2 separate regions of the Homo sapiens genome follow, and region 1 is linked to region 2. A link is an interaction called in ENCODE POLR2A ChIA-PET data of the cell type or tissue named here. Cell type or tissue: HepG2. All regions are shown on one strand. Region 1 overlaps TBCK (TBC1 domain containing kinase). Region 2 overlaps TBCK (TBC1 domain containing kinase).

Region 1 (5,000 bases), 60 kb before region 2:
TCAGTAACAATTATTTCATCAATACCAATTAATTATTCTCAACTATGCTTAAAAATACTAATAAGAAAACAGAAGAATGATGGAATCATCTACAAGGATAGCACAGTACTAAAATAAATCATCACTATTATGCCATCCTTCATTTTTCTTTTTGTGCTAGCCATAGTATTGCACCATCTTTCAAGAAGATATGAAAGATGTACAGAGACACCATCATTATAGATTTTTTGTTGTTTTTTTACGTTTTCATTGAACACAGCTAAAGATTGAGAATTTTCCATTTTCCACCTTTATTATTAAAAAGAAAAGAGAAAACTGTTTCATAACAGGGGAAAATGTTTTACAATTACTGGACTAATCAGAAGATGAATGCAAAAAGATAGCAACAGTTTAACTCAAGTCAAATGGTAAAATTAGTCACACAAGTGATATTGCAAATTGTGAGTGCTCAGATGACAGTCTCTTAGGTGAATTTCCTCAAACACAGCTATCAGAGTAAACAATAAATAAGTCTGGAATTCTCATTCAGTCAGTCATTCAATGTGAAGGGCCTCACCACACAATATTTTGCAATAAGAAACCTGGACCATTTTACTTTGCTAAAAGGATATATGAGAGTAATATTTGATTTTTTATGATATTTGTGCACCAAAATTTTTGATACAGTTTAAGCAAATAAATGCTATAAGTGTATGTGTTTGCAATGTAATTATAAATAGATGATATAGAAATAAAAATTAAATTTATTCTAATTTGTGTTCATAAATCTAAAAATGAAAATGTTTTCAAATTATGGAATAAAAGACAGCTGTTCTTCAACCAAGTTATGAGCTCTGTCAGTGTTTCATTTTGATGACTGTGTTATAACCATGCAAGTGCAAGAAGAACCAGAAATCAGCTAGAACCTATGAGAGACATATTTGAAATACGGAATCAGTATTTATATGATGGATATCCTTCAGGCTCATGTATGACAGCTGAGCAGTAAGTTCAAAGGACATATACACATATATATTTTCACATATATATATATATATATATACTTTCAAAATAAGGAATATATGACATAAAATTTTGGGTTTGTTGTGTTTAAATTCTTAATATTTTAATACAGTTTTTTACTATGCTTTATTCTACTTCTGCAAATTATTCACAAAATGACTTAAACATATAAAAATAATGTAAAAGATCCCTTGGACCCAAAAAGTAAATGGTTAATTTTTTTCCTCTATATACCAAAGATTATATTAGTTATATCTTTTACAGGTCATGATTTCTCTAAATAAAAAAAGAAACAAATAAAAAATAACTAACTGTATAAACATACCTTTTATTATTTATTCTCAGTTGGCTTACAATATTGAACAAAAGAACTATACACTGAAAACTTACAAGAAAATCACTCAGATAATTTAATGGTTCTGAGATCTACATTATCATTTTTGGGAAAGATGAGCTATTATTCCAGAATATATTTCAATTATTTCATTGATTACTACAAAAAACTTTTCAAAATTTTCAAACATAATTCATTCTAATTTACTTTAAGTAAAAGAAAGACTATAAAACATGTTATGTAGCACTTTGTTGAGATAGAGAAGTACCTTAAAATCAAGCAATTAAAAAGATTAAAATTCAAAGTGGCAGAAAATCTCATCAATTCAGACAACCTTGAAAGTCTTTATTGTTATTAGTACCATACCTCCTCTGACAGAGTATTCATTAACTGATGTAGCAAAATAATATATCCATTATAGCTTGTAATATAATGTTCTTCTAAATATGAATCATGCTAATAAAAGAAATAATGCAACATGATCAAACTCTAGTAATATTAAATAAAGAACAATACCCCTTAACAATTATAGTGTGCCTGGAGCTGTGTTGAACAGTTTATATGCATTCTCTAAACTTCATTATGAGGTAGAATTTATTATAATCTACATCAATGGTAAGAGGGTTGCAGGGAAAAAACTAAAACTAAAGCTAAAAATAGATTATGTAATTAGTATATGGAATAGCCAGAATTTAGAACCCTGGACCATTTGGCACAAGTGTCTGAGTACTTAACCTCTACACCAGCTTTCTTAAATCTTGGTCACAGGCCCTGGCGGTCCTTAAGTCCCTTCGGGGTCCACCAATTCAAAGCTATTTTTGTAATAATACTAAGATGATTTGCTCTTTTTACTGGATTGATATTTATGCTAATGGTGCAAAGCCACTGGTGGATAAAACTGCTGGCATGTTAGCACAATTTAAGGCACAGGCACCGAAGTATAATAATGGTCATGTGAAGGAGTAAAAATTATTAAATTTATTAAATATCTCTTTTAAAATTTGTGAAATAAAATGGAAGTAAGTGTAAAGCACTTGTGCTATCTACTGAAGTACAAAGAGGTAAAGCACTTGGGTAATCATCTGTGAGCTAATATTGATGGTTTCTGCAAGAAATACTATGTTTATTTGAAAGAATGACAGACAAACAATGATTTTTTTTTTTTTTTTTTTTTTTTTGAGACGGAGTCTCGCTCTGTCGCCCAGGCCGGACTGCGGACTGCAGTGGCGCAATCTCGGCTCACTGCAAGCTCCGCTTCCCGGGTTCACGCCATTCTCCTGCCTCAGCCTCCCGAGTAGCTGGGACTACAGGCGCCCGCCACCGCGCCCGGCTAATTTTTTGTATTTTTAGTAGAGACGGGGTTTCACCTTGTTAGCCAGGATGGTCTCGATCTCCTGACCTCATGATCCACCCGCCTCGGCCTCCCAAAGTGCTGGGATTACACGCGTGAGCCACCGCGCCCGGCCCAAACAATGATTTTTTTAAATGTACAAAGTGAAACAGTTACTTTAAGAAAAAATGAGAGCTTTTAGGCGAAGATTAAAATTTTGGAAAGCTAATATCTGCCACTGTGAAATTGGTCGGTTCCCAATACTTAATCACTTTTTGGAGAAGACCTGTTGTGATATTAATAAATGTGATTTTAAAAATATTCTATAATGAAATGCTTCATAGTTGGAAGATCTGTGTAACTCAGCAACCAATATTTTTCAATGACAAATTCATGACACTACAAAATTATGTATGAGTAAAAGAGCCATCTAAATTGCAAGATAGAGTGATGGATTTTAGTATAACAGAGTATGAGAAGTTCACTGACATGGTTTTAGACTGTACATAGCAACTAGCTTTAAGAAACAATGAGGCCAGGCACAGTGGATCACGCTTGTAATCCCAGCACTTTGGGAGGCCAAGGCAGGTGGATCACTTGAAGTCAGGAGTTCAAGACCAGCCTGGCCAACATGGTGAAGCCCTCTCCACTAAAAATACAAAAAAAAAAAAAAAAAAAAAAAAAAAAATTAGCCAGGCATGGTGGCAAACACCTGTAATCCCAGTTACTTGGGAGGCTGAGGCAGGAGAATCGCTTGAACCCGGGAGGCAGAGGTTGCAGTGAGCCGAGATCACTGCACTTCCAGCCTGAGTGATGGAGTGAGACTCTGTCTCAAAAAAAAAACAACAAAAAAAACAAAAAAAACCACTGCTCTGAGAAGTTTAAGAAACTACCGCTATCTGAGAAACTATTAACGTGTCTGTGTGAGGTCACATTTTCTTCATATAGTTAAACAAGTAAAAAGATTATAAAAATGTAAAAGATTATAAAAAGGTAAAACAATACCACTATTGCATTTTTGGGGAAAAATGTAACTATTTCTCAGAAAAATATGTTACTTTGGTTAACATGCAATGGTTTTGTTATTGTTATTTTTAAATGAATTATAAATACATAAATATATTTTAAATCTCTATAAATATCGATAGCTATAACTCATGTAAACAAAAACTCTTTGAGGTCCTCAATAATTTTTCAGAATATAAAGGGGTTCTGAGAGCAAAATGTTTTAGAACTGCTCCATTATGCCATACTTCCTTTCACCTGTTTCTGGACAGCATAAGGAATCATTAGATTAGAAACAGATGTGGGGGTAATGCAAATGAGGATTTACTGAATTGGAAAACTTGCTAGATATTTAACTTGTGTGTATAGTTTTTTGGCTAGAAAGTACCAAAAATGTCATTTTATCATCCCTGATACTATTAATAGCCACTTTGATTTCTAAAATCTGGGCACTTTCTGAAAGGTAATCAAGCTTCACTACGAGAGAGAGACTTTAATAAGCCATTTGTATTCAAAGGCCTTAATGGATCCAATGCCAGTAGAATGGGGTTTGTACTAATGTTGGGGACATAGCAGCTACCAGACAAGAGGACACATCACAGGACTCTTCAGAGAGACTATAACAGGCTAGTAGGACTCTTATTATGAGATATTCTAAATAAGGTGGATATTCCTAGTTTTTCCTGTAATTACATCTTGATAAAATCTGAAAAGCTCATTGTCAGTATTCTCTTTAGACTAAAATCTAAAATTTATTTACGTAACAACATAATGAAGATAAAGAACAAATGAAGGAACAAATACATAAATATTTCTGAGCAGTTTAAACTCGGCTGAATATACATTTTGAAAATGATTGTGATAAGCTTTTAAGTAGTATAAGCATCCTTTCAGATTGTAGTTAAATGTCAATGGCTTTACCAGCATATCATGGAATTTGTTAGCTTTATCTTTAGCTGTGACAGTAGGTTGAAAAGGCACATATAGTACTGATACACTCCTTATCATTTCTCTTAATGGTTACCTGACAACTCTTCATAATTTGCAAGCTGAATACTATTCACAGAATTTCAGGAAAACAGTTCCCTTAAGAATGAATCATACTTTCCTGATCTCATTTTAAATGAGGCCTACTATATTTTTAAAAGCAGAAACACATATCAAGACAAAAATGATAAATATCACCCTGTCTCCAATTTTATCAAATACACATTATTCACCCTATTTATATGTAAATCACATAACTACCATGAAATGTATAATCTAGGCATCACATCAGTGTACAATATTTCTAACTATTCAAGCTTTAGCAGTGCTCAGTATTCAGAG
Region 2 (5,000 bases):
GGAGTATACTGGGACGCCACAAGGCTTTAGAAATAAGAGTAAAATAAAAAAACCATAAAGTTAGAAAATGGGTCTTGTGGGAAAAATAATCCATGTGAAAGATATACAGATTAAATAATTTAAGGATTATTTAATCCTTAAATTCAAAAACCACAGTTACATCACTTTCATATAGACTTTTCATTATGAATATTCTTAAAACATATTCTGATTCTATTGTTCCTCTGACTGAGTAGCCCTGATCCCAGTTGCTTCCAATTTCAAATGATATATAAATATTTATTACATGATTTAACAATTACCTTTCGGTCCAACAGGATATTATGAGGAGACAATGCCCTGTGTACTATACCATGTTTGTTCATATACTGCAAGCCCTGAAGAACCTCAAATGCTATACACAAAACCGTTGAACAGCTACAAAGAAAACAAAAAGTCAAAGATCAATTACAAAGCAAATAAATAACTTGTTTTAACAAGTGAAATGTGACCTAGTGAAAATATTCAAAAAGTTATATTTTTATTGCTCCTCTTTTATTCTGAGAAAATAGAATCTATATATTTTCTAAAATATCTACCTCTACATATTTTAGGTTTTCTGATTATAACAGAATTAATCTGACAAAGATCCTACAGTTTCCTAAAGGCTACTGTAATAGCAGTATTTGGTTCTTCCACGAAAGGGCTTTAATTTTGGTGGTGAGTGCAACTAACCTATAGCAGGTTTGGCTTCGCCAAATTATCAGGTTAAGTTTCAAGTATATGGCAGAACTAAGTCACTAAAAACTATTTTGCTCAATACAAAATACCTAAGCCCCCGAAAAAAGTAGTAACAATATATTTTATGGTATACAAACACTAGCTTATTTTCCATATTCAACCTATAAAGCAATCTCTGGTCATTTATGATTTAGCAAACTTTTCTCTTTAATTCTTATCCTATCCTCTACAAGCCATCCTTCACACAGATATCCTCCAGTTTCCTTCTCCTTTTCCCTCCTTGTCTCTCTCACCAACCATCTCCCTAATTTTTTTTCCAATTTGCAAGTCTACTCATGCAAATTATCAGGAAACAGGTACTGTATTTGGGTAAATACTGCTACTTAGCAGTAGTAAGTAGGATTTGGAACATGTTTTAATTTTTATTATTACACTTTATAAAGTATGGATTGTTCATTTGCAGACATTGGTGCCTGCATTAAAATATTTTCTTGTCAACATTCCTTTTCTTTTTGAAAAGTTCAAATCTCAGAGCATAAGACAAATGTAATACTCACATACAATTAACCTAGCTTTATTAATTATCCTCTAATGTTTTAATCAAAAATTGTTCACATAGGAAATTTCCCCATACCTACAATATTAACATTTTCCTTTCTATCCATTTTTTTTAAATTTTTCTAAAATTAAATTAGTGTTTGCAGATAGCCACTAAACATAATTTTTAAAACCAATAGTAGAGATAATATGGAATAATAAAAAATATTCAATCCACAAACAGGCAGAATAAAAGGAAAAAAGAACAGAACAAATAGAAAATGACTAATAGATTAAGTACAAATGGTCTCAATTCACCAATTAAAACATAAGGATTGTCAGATTTGATAAGAATTTAAACTCAGCTATACTCAGTCTATGAGAAACGCACTAAATAAAAGACATAGGTTAAAAGTTAAAAAATGGACTAACAGATTGCCATGGGCTTGGGTGGGGGGTAGGTGGACTACAAAAGAGTATGAGAAAGTTTTGTGGCATGAGGGAACTGTTCTATCCTTGATTTTGATGATGGTTACATAATTTTGTTTATCAAACTCATTAAACTTTACATAAAACAGGGTAAATGTTAAGGTATGTAAATTATACCTTAATAATCCTGACTTTAAAAAATACTAGATTGAATAAAATTTTTACAAAAATAATTGTTGCAACCTGATTCTCTCTCCGAAATTAAAACCAAAAGAAATAACCAGAGATAAAAGCTAAAATTTGCCTCTATGATCCTAGTTTGACTTTCCAGAGGGAATCAGCAGGTTTTGTTTTCAATTCTTCTGGTGGTTAGATTTTTACTTACTTACTAACTCTTCACTATGCAAGAGGATATAATTGACGTATTTTCACAACTTTCCTATTTTTCTTCCTCAAGTCCTTTTTATTACATTGTTTTACATTAACAAATTTTATTTTACATTATCAAATAATCATCAGCAGGTAGTTTTCAATTCTGGTGGTAGACTTTTACTTAATATAACTAACTCTTCATTCTGCAAGAGGATACAGTTGTCATATTTTCACAACTTCCCCAATTTTCTTCCCAAACTTCTTATCTGTATTCATTATATTGTTTTTACATTATCAAACAGTAAGTGGGATAAAGGAAACCTACACTCCTTTCTGGAAGGTGAAACAAATAAGTAAATAGATAATGTGACATGTAGTGATTAAATGAAGAAAAAAAAATGAAGTAGGGAAGACAGATAATGTGGTCAGGGAAGTCCTCACTGAGGTGACACTTATGTAGAAATCTAAAAGAAGTAAAAAAGACAGGTAGGTCTCTGGAAAATGTATGATTCGGGCAGAGGCCACAGCAAGCAAGTCCTGAACTGGTATAAAGTCAGCAGCTCACAAAAGTGTATTCAGTGCGTGCAGTAGAATGAGCAAAGATTAAAGTGACAGGAGATAAGCTCAGAGAGATAGCTATGAGTCAGAAGACGTAAGGCCCTTTAGGCCACTTTAAGACCTTTGGGCTTTTACTCTGAGAAAGATGGGAAGTGATTGGCACATTGCCATATGATAATAATGATTAACACATATTTACTGTAGAACTAAGCACAGAAAGAAATAGAAACCTAGGCCACTTAAACCCTAGCTGTCAAGAGAAAATGTCTCAGTCATCAAGATTTAACGGATACCATAATTTTATAACTCTATTTATGAAGATTATCATCAGCTACTATAATTTTTATATCTCATACTATTTTTAAATTTCTTTTTTGTTTAGCTATAAGACATCTTGAGAAATTGTTTCATACAGAGAGCATGAGTAGAATATTTTCATGCACGGCGCATCTGAAAATATCTTATTCTTGCCTTTAAACTTGGAAAGAATTACTCCATTGTCTTATAGCATTCTTTATTAATGGCGAGAAGGCTAGTATCAGTCTGTTTCCAACTTTGTTGCAGACATCCTGTCACTCTTCCCTGGGAAGTTTTGAGGATTATTTTTACTTTATCCCTAGAGTTATAATATTTCAGCCCAATATGTCTAATGTGGGCATATTTGTGCCAGTCATCATTAAGCATGTACTTTCAATCTGAAGACTCACATGTTCCATTAACACAGAAATATTCACAAGGAAAATTTGATTTGCTACATCTTTCACTGTTTTCTCTCTCTTTTTCTCTAAGTTGGAACTCTTAGTAGACAGATGATAACTGGAACTATTTTTTTAATTTAATTTTTTTGAGGATATAGCAGGTATATATATCTATGAGGTACATGAGTTTTGATACAGGCACAAAATGAGTAATAATCACACCATGTAAAATGGGGTGTCCCCCCGAAGTATTTATCCTTTGTGTTATAAAGAATTCAATTGTACTTTCAGTTATTTTAAGATGTACAATTATTATTGACTACAGTCATCCCGTTGTATTAACTTTCTGTTTTAAGAGCATAATCTTTAGTCCTATCTATTATATAACTTAATTCCAGGAGAGAGAGAGATCCAGAGATCCAAAGAGAGAGAGAGAGAGCAAGAGGGAAAGAGACAGAGAGAGAGTGAGAGAAATCCAAACCATTAATTTCCAGCATTTCTATTATGTCCTCTAGTTGTTCCTTGTCGATAGATACTGTTCTTTGGTTATGGATACATCATTCCTTTGAGTATCTCTGAGAATAGTTAGAAGTCTTTTAATTCTGGGAAAAGAGTATTATCTTCATTTCCTCTATGGTGAGTACTCCCTCTCCACCCCATCTCCAGGCTCTGTTTTTCTCGAACTATTTTTTTACCTCAAATATTACCTCTGGTAATCCGATCCCTGGTTGTCATATTTTGAAGTAAAGGAATAAGCTGATATTCCCCATAATGTGTGTAAAAAAGAAGCAATGAGGGTTACTATTTATAAAGAATGCTATTTAAATTGACTGTAAAATATTCCTTTTTATCAAATAATTTCTCCCATATTAAAGTGCCATATCACTGAGTCTTAAACAAATAGGGAATGTGTGAAACAAGCATAATTTGGGATAAACAGAGTTTTCATAAACATCTTCAAAAAATAAACTAACTGTATAAATGGCAATATTCCAAACTTAAAAAAAATTATTTGTAACTTATCAATAGTTATAGAGGCAAAGATTTTATGTAAAAGCACAATTACATTGATAAATATGTGCACATGAAAGAAAACAAAGTCTTCCCCTTAAAAAAAAAGAGAAACATTCCCTGAGATTAGCAAAATGTAAACCTAGTTTTATGAACTCATTTGGCTCTACAAGTCAATTTTAGAGTAGCTTCTCTTGTTCTTGTCTGTTTCTCACACAACTCACAAAAAACTGATGCCATATTCAGCTATGACACTAGAGGACCTCAGCTGCATACTACTTCAATATAGATGTCTTTCTCATGAAATTAAAGCCAAACCTTTAAAGTGATTTTCCCATTGAACAAGTTCTGAAACTACTGAACACATAGACTGCATTTTCTACTCTCTATACTGTGCTTTTGCTAATTGTGAGCTATTAGACATTAGACTTGCATGTCAAAAAGCACATTCATGTTAAAAATGAGCTGATGAACATGCATACCAAAATAATTTTTAAAAATTCAAACATAAATGACATACCGTTTCTTAGCTATTACTTGAGAGTACATGTCAATTACAATCTGATTTGCTTTTCTGTCCTTTCATATTCTCAGAATTTGATTTTTTAATTTGTTTTAAAATGTAAGGTATAAAGAGGAACAAAAAATGCTATTTTATACCATGAGAAGAACAAA

What was found. ChIA-PET counts read pairs that join two places held together with the same protein. Peaks named below come from ENCODE experiments on the same cell type or tissue, not always from the same donor. Only the 100,000 strongest peaks of a DNase experiment are listed, where the experiment ranks them.
Region 1: POLR2A ChIA-PET joins it to region 2 with 7 read pairs; 2 of 35 experiments call an interaction of 5 or more read pairs at or near these places.

The regions. Positions count from the first base shown.
Region 1 is chr4:106,202,263-106,207,262 of GRCh38, forward strand. The region is part of intron 20 of TBCK (TBC1 domain containing kinase); the gene reads right to left. Among named protein-coding and RNA genes, the nearest start is that of TBCK, 110 kb to the right of the region's middle. In HepG2, no CTCF peak of the experiment used is centred here; no DNase peak of the experiment used is centred here.
Region 2 is chr4:106,261,796-106,266,795 of GRCh38, forward strand. TBCK (TBC1 domain containing kinase) reads right to left here. Exons shown (of 26, transcript NM_001163435.3): 4 at 303-417. Among named protein-coding and RNA genes, the nearest start is that of TBCK, 52 kb to the right of the region's middle. In HepG2, a CTCF peak has its summit at 4,585; DNase peaks (open chromatin) are centred at 2,716 and 4,576; H3K4me3 peaks cover 596 bases.